Linked DNA regions of Homo sapiens: region 1 is linked to region 2. Evidence: read pairs that join two places in POLR2A ChIA-PET (ENCODE). Cell type or tissue: GM12878. All regions are shown on one strand. Links, peaks and the distances in the headings refer to the core of each region. The heading gives the core; the rest is flanking DNA.

Region 1 (5,000 bases), core at 1-5,000, 150 kb after region 2:
TGGGACAGGCAAGGTGGCTCACTCCTGTAATCCCAACACTTTGGGAGGCCGTGGTGGGCAGACTACTTGAGCCCAGGAGTTAAAGCCCAGCCTAGGCAATATAGTGAGACCCTGTTACTACAAAAAAAAAAAAAATTATTACACATGGTAGTGCACGTCTGTAGCCCCAGGTACTCAGGAGGCTGAGGTGGGAGGATCATTTGAGCCTCGGAGGTCAGGGCTGTAGTGAGCCATAGTTGTGCCACTGCACTCCAGCCTGGGTGGAGTGACACCCTGTCTCAAAAAAAAAAAAAAAAAAAAAAGTAAAAGAAAAAAGGCAAGCTCTGGAGCCAGGCTGCCTGGGTTAGAGTGCTGGTCCTGCCTCCCTAAGATCATGTGTCAGGCAATTGCTTAATCTTTCTGTACTTCAGTGTTTCCTTTGAAAAATAAGGATAATATTAGTATCTGTCTTATAGGTTTGTCATGAGGATTAAGTAATAAATATAAGGTACTTAGAACAGTATCAGCACAAAGAATCAATGCTCAATAAATGTTTGCTATTTTGAAATTAGTCTTGTGGCCAGGCACGGTGGCTCACGCCTGTAATCCCAGCACTTTGGGAGGCTGAGGCGGGCAGATCACAAGGTCAGGAGATCGAGACCATCCTGGCTAACACGGTGAAACCCCGTCTCTACTAAAAATACAAAAAAATTAGCCGGGCGTGATGGTGGGCGCCTGTAGTCCCAGCTACTCGGGAGGCTGAGGCAGGAGAGTGGCGTGAACCCAGGAGGTGGAGCTTGCAGTGAGCCGAGATCATGCCACTGCGGTCCAGCCTGCGCAACAGGGCGAGACTCCGTCTCAAAAAAAAAAAAAAAAAAAAATTCACTCTTTACTTCCAGCTGCCAAAAATTTATATTATACGTTAAATAATTTTTCAACTTACACTGATTAGAAAGAGAACAAAAAGCCATGTGGCACAATGTAAAAATGTTACCAACTCTAACTGCAAAACTTTGGGTATATAATGTTAACTAAAGAAAGCAGTGATTCTAGTATAAGAATTAAAAATAATCTTAGCAGCACTATTCATGATAGTCTCAAACTGGAAATAATCAAATGTAGCATCAAAAGTACCATGGAAAAATTATGGCTTATGTATACAACTTAACACCACAGAGAAATGAGAACGAATGAACTATGGCTACTTCCAACAACATGGGTGAACCCCGCAAAGGGAATGTTAAGAAAGGAAGCTAGATGCTGTAAGTATATACCACAGAATTCCACCAATAGAATACTGACTAGGACGCATTATGGGGTCCTCTGGAATGCTGACAATGCTCTATGTCTTGATCTGAAAGCTGGTTTCACAGAGGGTTTACTGCATGAAAATTCACCAAGCTGTATATTTATGATTTGTGCACTTTTCTCATGTACGTCATACTTCGATAAAAAGTTAAAATAATGGCTGAGCACAGTGGCTCACGCCTGTAATCCCAGCACTTTGGGAGGCTGTGGTGGGCAGATCACCTAAGGTCAGGAGTGTGAGACCAGCCTAGCCAACATGGCAAAACCCCAACTCTACTAAAAGTACAAAAAGTAGCCAGGCGTGGTGGCGGGCACCTGTAATCCCAGTTACTCAGGAGGCTGAGACAAGAGAATTGCTTGAACCCAGGAGACGGAGGTTGCAGTGACCTGAGATCACGCCACTGCACTCCAGCCTGGGCGACAAGAGCAAGACTCCATCTCAAAAAGAAAAGTTAAAATAAAAAGTACTATGCAGTTAACCATGTCACTAAAATCCTGTATTTCTAACCTCCTGAAAAGATGATACCTCAGGTCATTCCAAAAAATCCCTTAGCAAATATTTACTGAGAGCTTCTCTATGTGCATGACACTATCTTATGAGCTGGGGATATAAAAGTAAATGACACTTCATCATTCCTTTCAGAAGCTTACTTTCGGCTGGGTGTGGTGGCTCACACCTGTAATCCCACTACTTTGGGAGGTTGAGGCGGGCAGATCACCTGAGGTCAAGAGTTTGAGACCAGCCTGGCCAACATGGTGAAACCCCATCTCTACTAAAAATACAAAAATTAGCCAGGTGTGGTGGCGGGCACCTGTAATCCCAGCTACTCAGGAGGCTGAGGCAGGAGAATCGCTTGAACCCAGCAGGCAGAGGTTGCAGTGAGCTGAGATTGCACCACTGAACTCCAGCCTGGGTGACAAGAGTAAAACTCTGCCTCAAAAAAAAAGAGGGCCGGGCACAGTGGCTCATGCCTGTAATCCCAGCACTTTGGGAGGCTGAGGTGGGTGGAGTGGGTGGATCACCTGAGGTCAGGAGTTTGAGACCAGCCTGGCCAACATGGTGAAACCCCATCTTTACTAAAAATACAAAACTTAGCCGGGCACAATGGCACACGTTCGTAATCCAGCTGCTTGCGAGGCTGAGGCAGGAGAATCACTTGAACCCAGGAGGCGGAGGTTGCAGTGAGCTGAGATCACGCCATTGCACTTTGGGGAAGCTGAAGCATGAACTGCTTGAGCTCAGGAGTTCAAGACCAGCCTGGGCAACATGGCGAAACCCCACCTCTACAAAAAAATACAAAAATTAGCCGGGTGTGGTGGTGCATGCCTGTAATCCCAGCTACTCGGGAGGGTGAGGTTGGAGAATGGCTTGAGCCTGGGAGGCAGAGGTTGCAGTGAGCCAAGATCACGCCACTGCATTCCAGCCTGGGTGACAGAGCAAGAGAGACCCTGTTTCAAGGAAAAAAAAAAAAAAAAGGAAGAAAGGATTGTTTAGGAGGGCCTTTCTCATGAAGAAACATTTAAGAAAACAGTAAAGGAGGCAAACCATTGGAGTCTCTAAGAAAATGAATTTCGGCAGAGAAGCTAGTGGAAAGACTGAGACAGGATGAGCTTAATGTCTAACAACACAGGGAAGCCAGTGTGGCTGCAGGTTAGGCTCTGCAAAGCAGCAGTCTGGCAGAGCTCCTGTGAGCATGACTCTTGTTATGCTGGCTTTTTGCATATGGGGCTCCTGCGAACTTGGAACGTGAGGAACTGAATTTTAAATTTATGAATTAAACTGTAAATAGTTACATGTAGCTAGTGGCTACTGTATTAGCACAGATATACAGCCTCATAGGCCACAGTAAGGGCTGTGAATTTGAAACCATCCTCAAAGAGTTAAAGAAACCAATGACTAACAAATTCTTGAGTTTGGACTGGGCGTGGCTTACACCTGTAATCCCAGCATTTGAAAGGCCAAGGTGGGTGGATCACTTGAGGGCAGGAGTTGGAGACCAGCCTGGCCAACATGGCAAAACCCCGTCTCTACTAAAAATACAAAAATTAGCCAGTGTGGTGGCGTGTCCCTGTAATCCCAGAGGCTGAGGCAGGAGGATCACTTGAACCCAGGACGGCAGAGGCTGCAGTGAGTTGAGATCACATCAGTGCACTTAAGCCTGGGCATCAGAGGAGACTGTCTCAAAAAAAAAAAAAGAAAGAAATTATTGAGTTTGCAGGGTAGCAGATAAGAAACTACTTGGTAAAATACTGAAACTTCCTCCCCTTATGGGATAAAAGAACTGGCTGAAATTGGTTGGAACCAATATGGCCAAGTAGAGTCTGCAGAGAACAAGCTTCCTGGTGTCGCAAGCTGACTCTCCATCACGTTTCATACTCATTCCCCTGAATTGGCACATGAGCCCTATGAGTTAGCATGAGGAGATAACTGTGCATGCCCAAGGACCTTCCAGATGTCCCCTTTCCTTCCATCGCTCACCTACTGATCTCAGAATCCACCCTCTGAACCTTTTCTAATAAAAACACTGCCTTGAAGTCAGCACAGGGAGGCAGATTTGAGGTCGACTCCTGTCTCCTTGGGAGTCAATTTGCAATATAAAGCCTTTCTTGTCTCAAAAACCTGGTGTCACAGTGCATCAGGAAGCGAGCCCCTTTTCCTGGATCACAATTTTGAGTGAGAGGAGAAGCCACTGGAGGGTTTCAAAGAGAGTAGTGATGTGGTGTACGTTTAGAGGATCATCAGTGCTGCTGTTTGTGGGAGGCAGATCAGCAAGTTAGTCAGGGGCATGAAGATGACACTGGTTTGCACTCAATGACAGCAGTGGAGGAGGAAAGAAGTCGGATTCAGAATATTTTATGACATATACATAATTTGATATATACATAGTTTATATGTAGATGCCACCAGCTGAAAGGTAATACAAATGGAATAAACCTCTAATATTAATATGCTTACATTTTTTCACCAATGCTACCCGAACTGAAAATATGTTAACACTCAAGATAAAAGCCCTGCTTCCTTTCTATATAATCATGAAAAGACAGTAACACATCTGAAATATTGTAAGATTATTTCTCTGTAGAATCAGATCTTAACTGTACATATGGTAAAAACAGTAGTAATTTTTGAATCTTAATCCCTAATGTTACTTATTTTCTCATTACACTTTAATAAACAAAAAGGCAAACTACAACATACTAACCTTAATAAAAATGGATCTTAACTGTAGAGCCACCAGCTTTCTTGAAGGCAATGAATACACTATAAAAACAAGAAGAAAATGAAATCATATGACAGTGAAGTTATACAAGTTGAAATTATTATGATAAACAAAAATTGAATTATAATACCTTTTGCATTTAAATGTTTTCAATAATTAAAATACGGAACATATATGACATCTGGTTAAAATAAGACCTTTTAGAAGTACCTTAAAATAAGCCAGTGGGCTTTATTCTATGGAACAGATTCATTTCTGAAAAGTTAACTGTAAGAAAATATAAAAAATTATTTTTCTTTTGACTTTAACTGCAAAACCAGAGAAGTATTCCCCTGAAAATTTCTGGTATTATGACAAATAAAATCATCCTTAAGAAAACTGAACTTTTTGGCTTTTGATATTCTCCCCTCTTTGTCTCCAGAGAACAGCAACACTCATTGGGATTAACAGAAAAAACAGTAAAAGGTAGGAGAATGTTAGCCATGTAATAAA
Region 2 (6,719 bases), core at 729-5,728:
CTGATTTCAGGGGCCGGGCTGGTGGCTTACACCTGTAATCCCAGCACTGTTTGTCTCAAAACAAAGAAACTGGCTCAAGGTTGGATACTTTTCAAACGAGAGGAATGGAGGAAGGGAATGCAATGAATAACTTTTCAAATCCAGTATGTCTGATTTAATATGCCGTTTGCTCTGTCAGTTTCATTTGGTTCGTGTCACTGATCATTTATAACCTTTTTTCAAACTGCTTTCATTCCCCTAAGGAAAATCTGATACTGAATTATTTTATTTCTTCTTTCACTATATTTGAACGGTTTTATAGTCTGAAAGCTATCAATTTCTCATTACAGTTTACTTCATAGTACTTCTAGGAATTCTTCCTGTGGTTTGAGGTAAGGCTACAGGATTCCTAGAGTTTGTACCCCTCTAGTCCCAGTAAAGGACCTGGTACATCAATCAGGGTAGCCCTAGAAAGTTGGAGTAACTTCGTAACAGTGGGAACTGCTTCTGTTCTATGTTTTTTGTGGGTTTTTTATTTGTTTTTGTTTTTTTGTTTTTTTGTTTTTTTTTTGAGACAGAGTCTTGCTCTGTGGCCCCAGGCTGGAATGCTACGGCACGATCTCGGCTTACTGCAACCTCTGCATGCTGAGTTCAAGCGATTCTCCTGCCTCAGCCTCCTCAGTAGCTGGGATTACAGGCGTGCACCACCACGCCCAGCTAATTGTTGTATTTTTAGTAGAGACAGGGTTTCCCCATGTTGGCCAGGCTGGTCTTGAACTCCTGACTTCAAGTGATCAGCCCACCTCTCAGAGAGCTGGGATTATACATGTGAGCCAACATGCCTGCCCTGCCTCATTCTTTATACTACAGTAAAGTCCCGGTTGGGCAATAATCTAAACATAAAAGAAATGAAACCATAAAATTATATAAGAAAACAATGGAGAAAATTTTTTGTAATCAACAGAGTGAAAAAGGATTTTTTAATGCCATGTCACAGAAACCTAGAGAAAAAAGGTTTAAGTTTGATTTCATAAAAATTTAAATTTTTGACATAAATACCATAAAGGTCAAAAGATAAAAAATTTTAAATATTTTCAATATATAACAAAAACTAAACTTTCTTAATATGTAAAGAACTACATATCAAAAAGAGAGCGGAAATACAGATGGCTTTTAAAAACAGGTAAAGCTGTTCACCTTCACAATAATAACAATTTCAAATTATGACTATAATAATACCATTTTTCACCTATCAGACAAAGATGAAAAAGTTCATTAATATAATTGTGTAGGTGAAGCTCAGGCACTTTCTTATATTATTGGTGACAGTATACATTGATATAGCTTCTTTGAAAGGTTATTCATAGCAGCATTATTTATAACAGCTAAAACCTAGAAATAACCTATGTGTCCCATTATAGATGACTGGCTAAGTGATGAATACTATTAAATTGTTAAAAAGAACTCATTATCTATATGGAAGTACTTTTAATATATACTAAGTGAAAAATCAAAGTGCAAAACAGTATGCTAATATCTGTTTTGTGAGGGTGGGATGGATACTTGGATGGAGGAAGACAGACAGGCAGTCTGGCTTATATATGGATAGAATGTCTCGGAAAATATACAAGGCACTGGTTACAGTTATCACCTAAGGGAAAGGATTGAGGGAGAGGAGAATGTGACTTAACTTTTTCACTATATACCCTTTTGTACGGTTTAATTTTTGCCAAGTCCATGTAATCCATGTATACATAGGGAGCATATGTATATAAATATATGTAAATATAAGTAAAAAAATATGTATGTGCTGCCGGGCGCGGTGGCTCACTCCTGTAATCTCAGCACTTTGGGAGGCCGAGGTGGGCGGATCATGAGGTCAGGAGATCGAGACCATCCTGGCTAACACGGTGAAACCCCGTCTCTACTAAAAACACAAAAAAAGTAGCCGGGCGTGGTTGCGGGCGCCTGTAGTCCCAGCTGCTCGGGAGGCTGAGGCAGGAGAATGGTGTAAACCTGGGAGGTGGAGCTTGCAGTAAGCCAAGATCGCGCCACTGCACTCCAGCCTGGGCAACAGAGTGAAACTCTGTCTCAAAAAAAAAAAAAAAACAACACGCTTTTCTCTCTCTCTCTCTCTCTCTCTCTCTCTCTCTCTCTATATATATATATATATATATACACATATATATATACGTATATATATACATATATATACGTGTATATATACATATATACGTATATATATGTATATATACACATATATATACACATATATATGTATATATATACATATATATACACATATATATGTATATATACACATATATATGTATATGTATATATATACATATATATATATATGCTAAAGTTAAGTACTGGATTCCTATCTGTATCTGCTACCTAACTGCAGTATAAATCTTGGAAGTTGAGTCTGTTTTCTCATTTGTAACCACCTCTTAGATAACACACATAAAAGCACATAGCACATGCCTGACACACAGTAGGGTTCAGTGACAGTGAGCTGTTTTAGTCTCTAAACTCTCTTCCTCAAAGAGAGCTTCTCAAAGAAAAAAAAATGTAGTGAAGAAAAGAACTTACTCCACCAGGGATCTTCTCTCCCCAGCCAGTGGCAGGCATATTAAGGGCTATAAGTAAGTGGTTATTTTACCATCCTAAAGTAATGGTGTTTCAAAGTATGCAAGATTCTTCATACTTCACTGTGTCCTTTTCTGAGCATCTTTGTAGAGAGTATATGCACAAACATCTGACTAACAAAGGGAACACTTTTCATCATATAATTTAGGATTCACTTAGAGACCTAAAGTATAAAGAAAGAAACTTAGGTATGTTAGCCCATAAGGAGAAACTCATTATCAATTTGGGATTATCTTAAGGTCCTACCTTATAAAATTAAAATTTAACAGAAGATTATTCTTTTTCAATTTCCTAAGTTCTTATTTGCTACTACATCGTAGCAGTTCGAGGGAGAATTTGGTCTAACGATGTAATGTTTTCTGTATGCCATACATAGAACAAAGCTATGTACGAAATACTAAAAATATTATTTGACATTATTTAATAAAATATTATAACTATTTCACCCCGATAATGATGGAAATTAAGTTGCAGTAATATAGATTTTTAAAATAAAAACTTCAAAACCAGGCGCCATGGCTCACGCCTGTGATACCAGCGCTTTGGAAGGCCGAGGCAGGCAGATTGCTTGAGACCAGGAGTTTGAGACCAGTCTAAGCAACATAGCAAATAAAAATAAAAAATTAGCCAGGCATGGTGGTGTGCCTGCAGTCCCACCTACTTGGGAGGCTGAGGTGGGGGGATCACTTGAGCCCCTGAAGTCAAAGCTGCAGTGAGCTGTGATCACACCACTGCATTCCAGCCTGAGTGACAAGGCAAGACTTTGTCTCAAAAATATAAGTAAAATAAAATTAAAATTTTACTTGTTTATTTTTTTGAGACGGCGTCTCTCTTTTTCCCAGGCTGGGGTGTAGTGGTGTGTTCTCGGCTCACCGTAACCTCTGCCTCCGGAGTTCAAGCGATTCTCCTGCCTCAGCCTCCCGAGTAGCTGGGATTACAGGTACGTGCCACTATGCCCAGCTAGTTTTTGTACTTTTAGTAGAGACAGGGTTTTGCCATGTTGGCAAGGCTGGTCTCAAACTCCTAATGTCAAGTGATCCGCCTGCCTGGGCCCCGCAAAGTGTTGGGATTACAGGCGTGAGCCACCGCACCCAGCCTTAAAACTTTAAAATTCAGAATATGAGCCTTTGTTTTATAGCTTCACTTGTTAAAACAAATCAGGAGCTGGGTGTGGTAGCTCACGCCTGTAATCCCAGCACTTGGGGAGGCTGAAGCGGGCAGATCACCTGGTCTCAATCTCCCTGAACTCGTGATCCGCCCGCCTCAGCCTCCCAAAGTGCTGGAATTACAAACGTGAGCCACCACGCCCGGCCTGAAGTTTGAAGTTTTTAAAAAGAAAGAGTTGTTAGGCATAATTGTGTAAATAGAGGTAAAAATTGACAGCAAGAAAGGCAGTAGAAAACTATGACAAATGAAGGTGATGGCTCACGCCTGTAATCCCAGCACTTTGGGAGGCCAAGGCGGGCGGATCACCTGAGGTCAGTAGTTCAAGACAAGCCTGGCTAACATGGTGAGACCCTGTCTCTACTAAAAAATACAAAAATTAGCCAGGCATGGTGATGTGCACCTGTTATCCCAGTCACTTGGGAGGCTGAGGCAGGAGAATTCACTTGAACCCGGGAGGCGGAGGTTACAGTGAGCTGAGATGGCGCCACTTCACTCCAGTCTCTCCAGTCAGTCCAGACAGAGTGAGACTCAATCTCAAAAAAAAACAAAAAACAAAAAACAACAACTATGACAAATAAGTGTAATTTCCCAGGACTATTAAGGTCTTGTAATCCCATGCACTGGAAGCTTTTGTTGTTGTTTTCTGATTTATCATTGAAGTGACCAAAGCGCAGTGGTAAGAACAAGCCTTTGTGATTACTTCACACTAGAGAAGGGTCTTTCCCACATATTTGAGACTTAAGGAGTTGATAGTGAACAGTGTAAGCGGCCACACAGGTGTGGGTTAAGAACTGATGTGTGTATTCACTTTCTGTAAAGATGACCAAACATATGTTGTTAGACAAACGAAAAATTCACCCCAAGATCATTGAGGGCATGCAAAATAGTATGAGGTAGAGGCAGCTGTAATTCAGGTGTCCAAATACAAGAGCAGGTGGAGAAAAGAAAAGAAACTGAGAACAGTAAAGAGTTTTTAAAGTTATAACACACAATTGTTAAAATAGAATGTTCAGTACCAAGTAGCAGAGTAGATAATGCAGAACACTGAGGTGGCTTGAGAAAAATCTCTCAGAACTCAGGAAAGAGGTGTGCGAAATGAGCGTTAGGAGAGAGCACTTCCCCAAGTCTGTGATAGAAATTCCTGAAAGGGAACAGAGGAGACTGAAGCGAAACTCTATTAAGCGACAAGGAAGACTCAAATGGAGAAGCTAACCCAGTTCCGATGAAGACTTGGCACATATCTATAATGTATTTTTTTTGAAGTCAGCCAAAAGAAAGTTTAAATTTGAGGTACATCTGAAAGAGTAAGCAATACAGAAAAATCTTGACAACATCTGAGGACAAAAAAAAAAGTACTGATACTGTTGAGTGTGAGGCAAAACCTCACTTTCAGTCTTTCTTGAGAAATATTGGCAAAATATGCCCTTAATACAGGAGTTCCATTTTTATTTCATTTATTTATTTATTTATTTATTTATTGAGACAGGTTCTCACTTTGTCACCCAGGCTGGAGTGCAGTGGTACAGTCACTGCTCACTGCAGCCTTGACCTCCTGGGCTCAAGTGATCCTCCCAGCTTTGCCTCCCAAGTAGCTGGGACTGCAGGCACGCATCACTACGCTTGGCTTTATTTTTATTTATTATGTGTTTATTTTTATTTTTATTTTTTGTAGATACGTGGTTTCACCATGTTGCCCAGGCTGGTCTTGAACTCCTGGCCTCAAATGATCCTCCTGCCTTGGCCCAGAGTGTTTTTGTTTTTTTTTTTTGTTTGTTTGTTTTTTGTTTTTTGGAGACAATCTTGCTCTGTCACCCAGGCTGGAATGCAGTGAGTGGCGCGATCTCGGCTCACTGCAACCACCGCCTTCTGGGTTCAAGCAATTCTCCTGCCTCAGTGTCCCGAGTAGCTGGGACTACAGGTGCCCACCACCATGGCCAGCTAATTTTTTGTATTTTTTAGTAGAGATGGAGTTTCACCATGTTAGCCAGGATGGTCTCGATCTCCTGACCTCGTGATTTGCCTCGGCCTCCCAAAGTGCTGGGATTACAGGCATGAGCCACCACGCCCGGCCGAGATATATTTCACATACCATAAAATTCACCTAAAAGGTACAGTTTAGTGGTTTTTAGTATATTCACAGCTGTGGAACTAAATCTTAATTTCAGAATATTTTCAACACCCCAAGGAGAGACTGGGTACATACAGTTATTCTCCATTCTCACCCACATCCCAACCCCTGACAACCACTAATCTACTTTCTGTCTCCAGATTTCCCTGTCCTGGTCTCATACCATGTGTAGTCTTTTGTATCTGTTTTTTTGTTTTGTTTTGTTTTGTTTTGTTTTGTTTTGTTTTGTTTTTGAGAGGAGTCTGGCTCTGTCGCCTAGGCTGGAGTGCAGTGGTGCAATCTTGGCTCACTGCAAGCCCCGCCTCCTGGGTTCACGCCATTCTCCTGCCTCAGCCTCCCCAGTAGCTGGGACTACAGGCGCCCGCCACCACACCCGGCTAATTTTTTGTATTTTTAGTAGAGATGGGGTTTCACTGTGTTAGCCAGGATGGTCTCGATCTCCTGACCTCGTGATCCACCTGCCTCGGCCTCCCAAAGTGCTAGGGTTACAGGCGTGAGCCACCGCGCCCGGCTGGTTTCTTTAACTTAGCATAATGTTTTAAAGTTTCATCTGTGTTGTATGTATCATTACTTTGTTTCTTCTTCTAAGTTAGTAAGATTCCATTATATAGATATATACCATTTTGTTTATCCATTCACCAGTTGATGGACAAATGATTGTTTTAGCTATTATTAAAAGTGCTACCATGAACATATGTGTCCAAGTTTTTGTGTGAATGTATGTATTCGTTTCTCTTGGGTATGTGCCTTGGAGTAGAATAGCTAGTTCATATGTTAACTCTTTGTTCAG

Evidence for each region. Peaks named below come from ENCODE experiments on the same cell type or tissue, not always from the same donor. Only the 100,000 strongest peaks of a DNase experiment are listed, where the experiment ranks them.
Region 1: POLR2A ChIA-PET joins it to region 2 with 6 read pairs; 5 of 35 experiments call an interaction of 5 or more read pairs at or near these places.

The regions. Positions count from the first base shown.
Region 1 is chr18:12,712,251-12,717,250 of GRCh38, reverse strand. PSMG2 (proteasome assembly chaperone 2) reads right to left here. Exons shown (of 7, transcript NM_020232.5): 3 at 4,491-4,549. Among named protein-coding and RNA genes, the nearest start is that of PSMG2, 12 kb to the right of the region's middle. In GM12878, for the core only: no CTCF peak of the experiment used is centred there; no DNase peak of the experiment used is centred there.
Region 2 is chr18:12,865,880-12,872,598 of GRCh38, reverse strand. The region is part of intron 1 of PTPN2 (protein tyrosine phosphatase non-receptor type 2); the gene reads left to right. Among named protein-coding and RNA genes, the nearest start is that of PTPN2, 15 kb to the left of the region's middle. In GM12878, for the core only: no CTCF peak of the experiment used is centred there; no DNase peak of the experiment used is centred there; H3K27ac peaks cover 602 bases.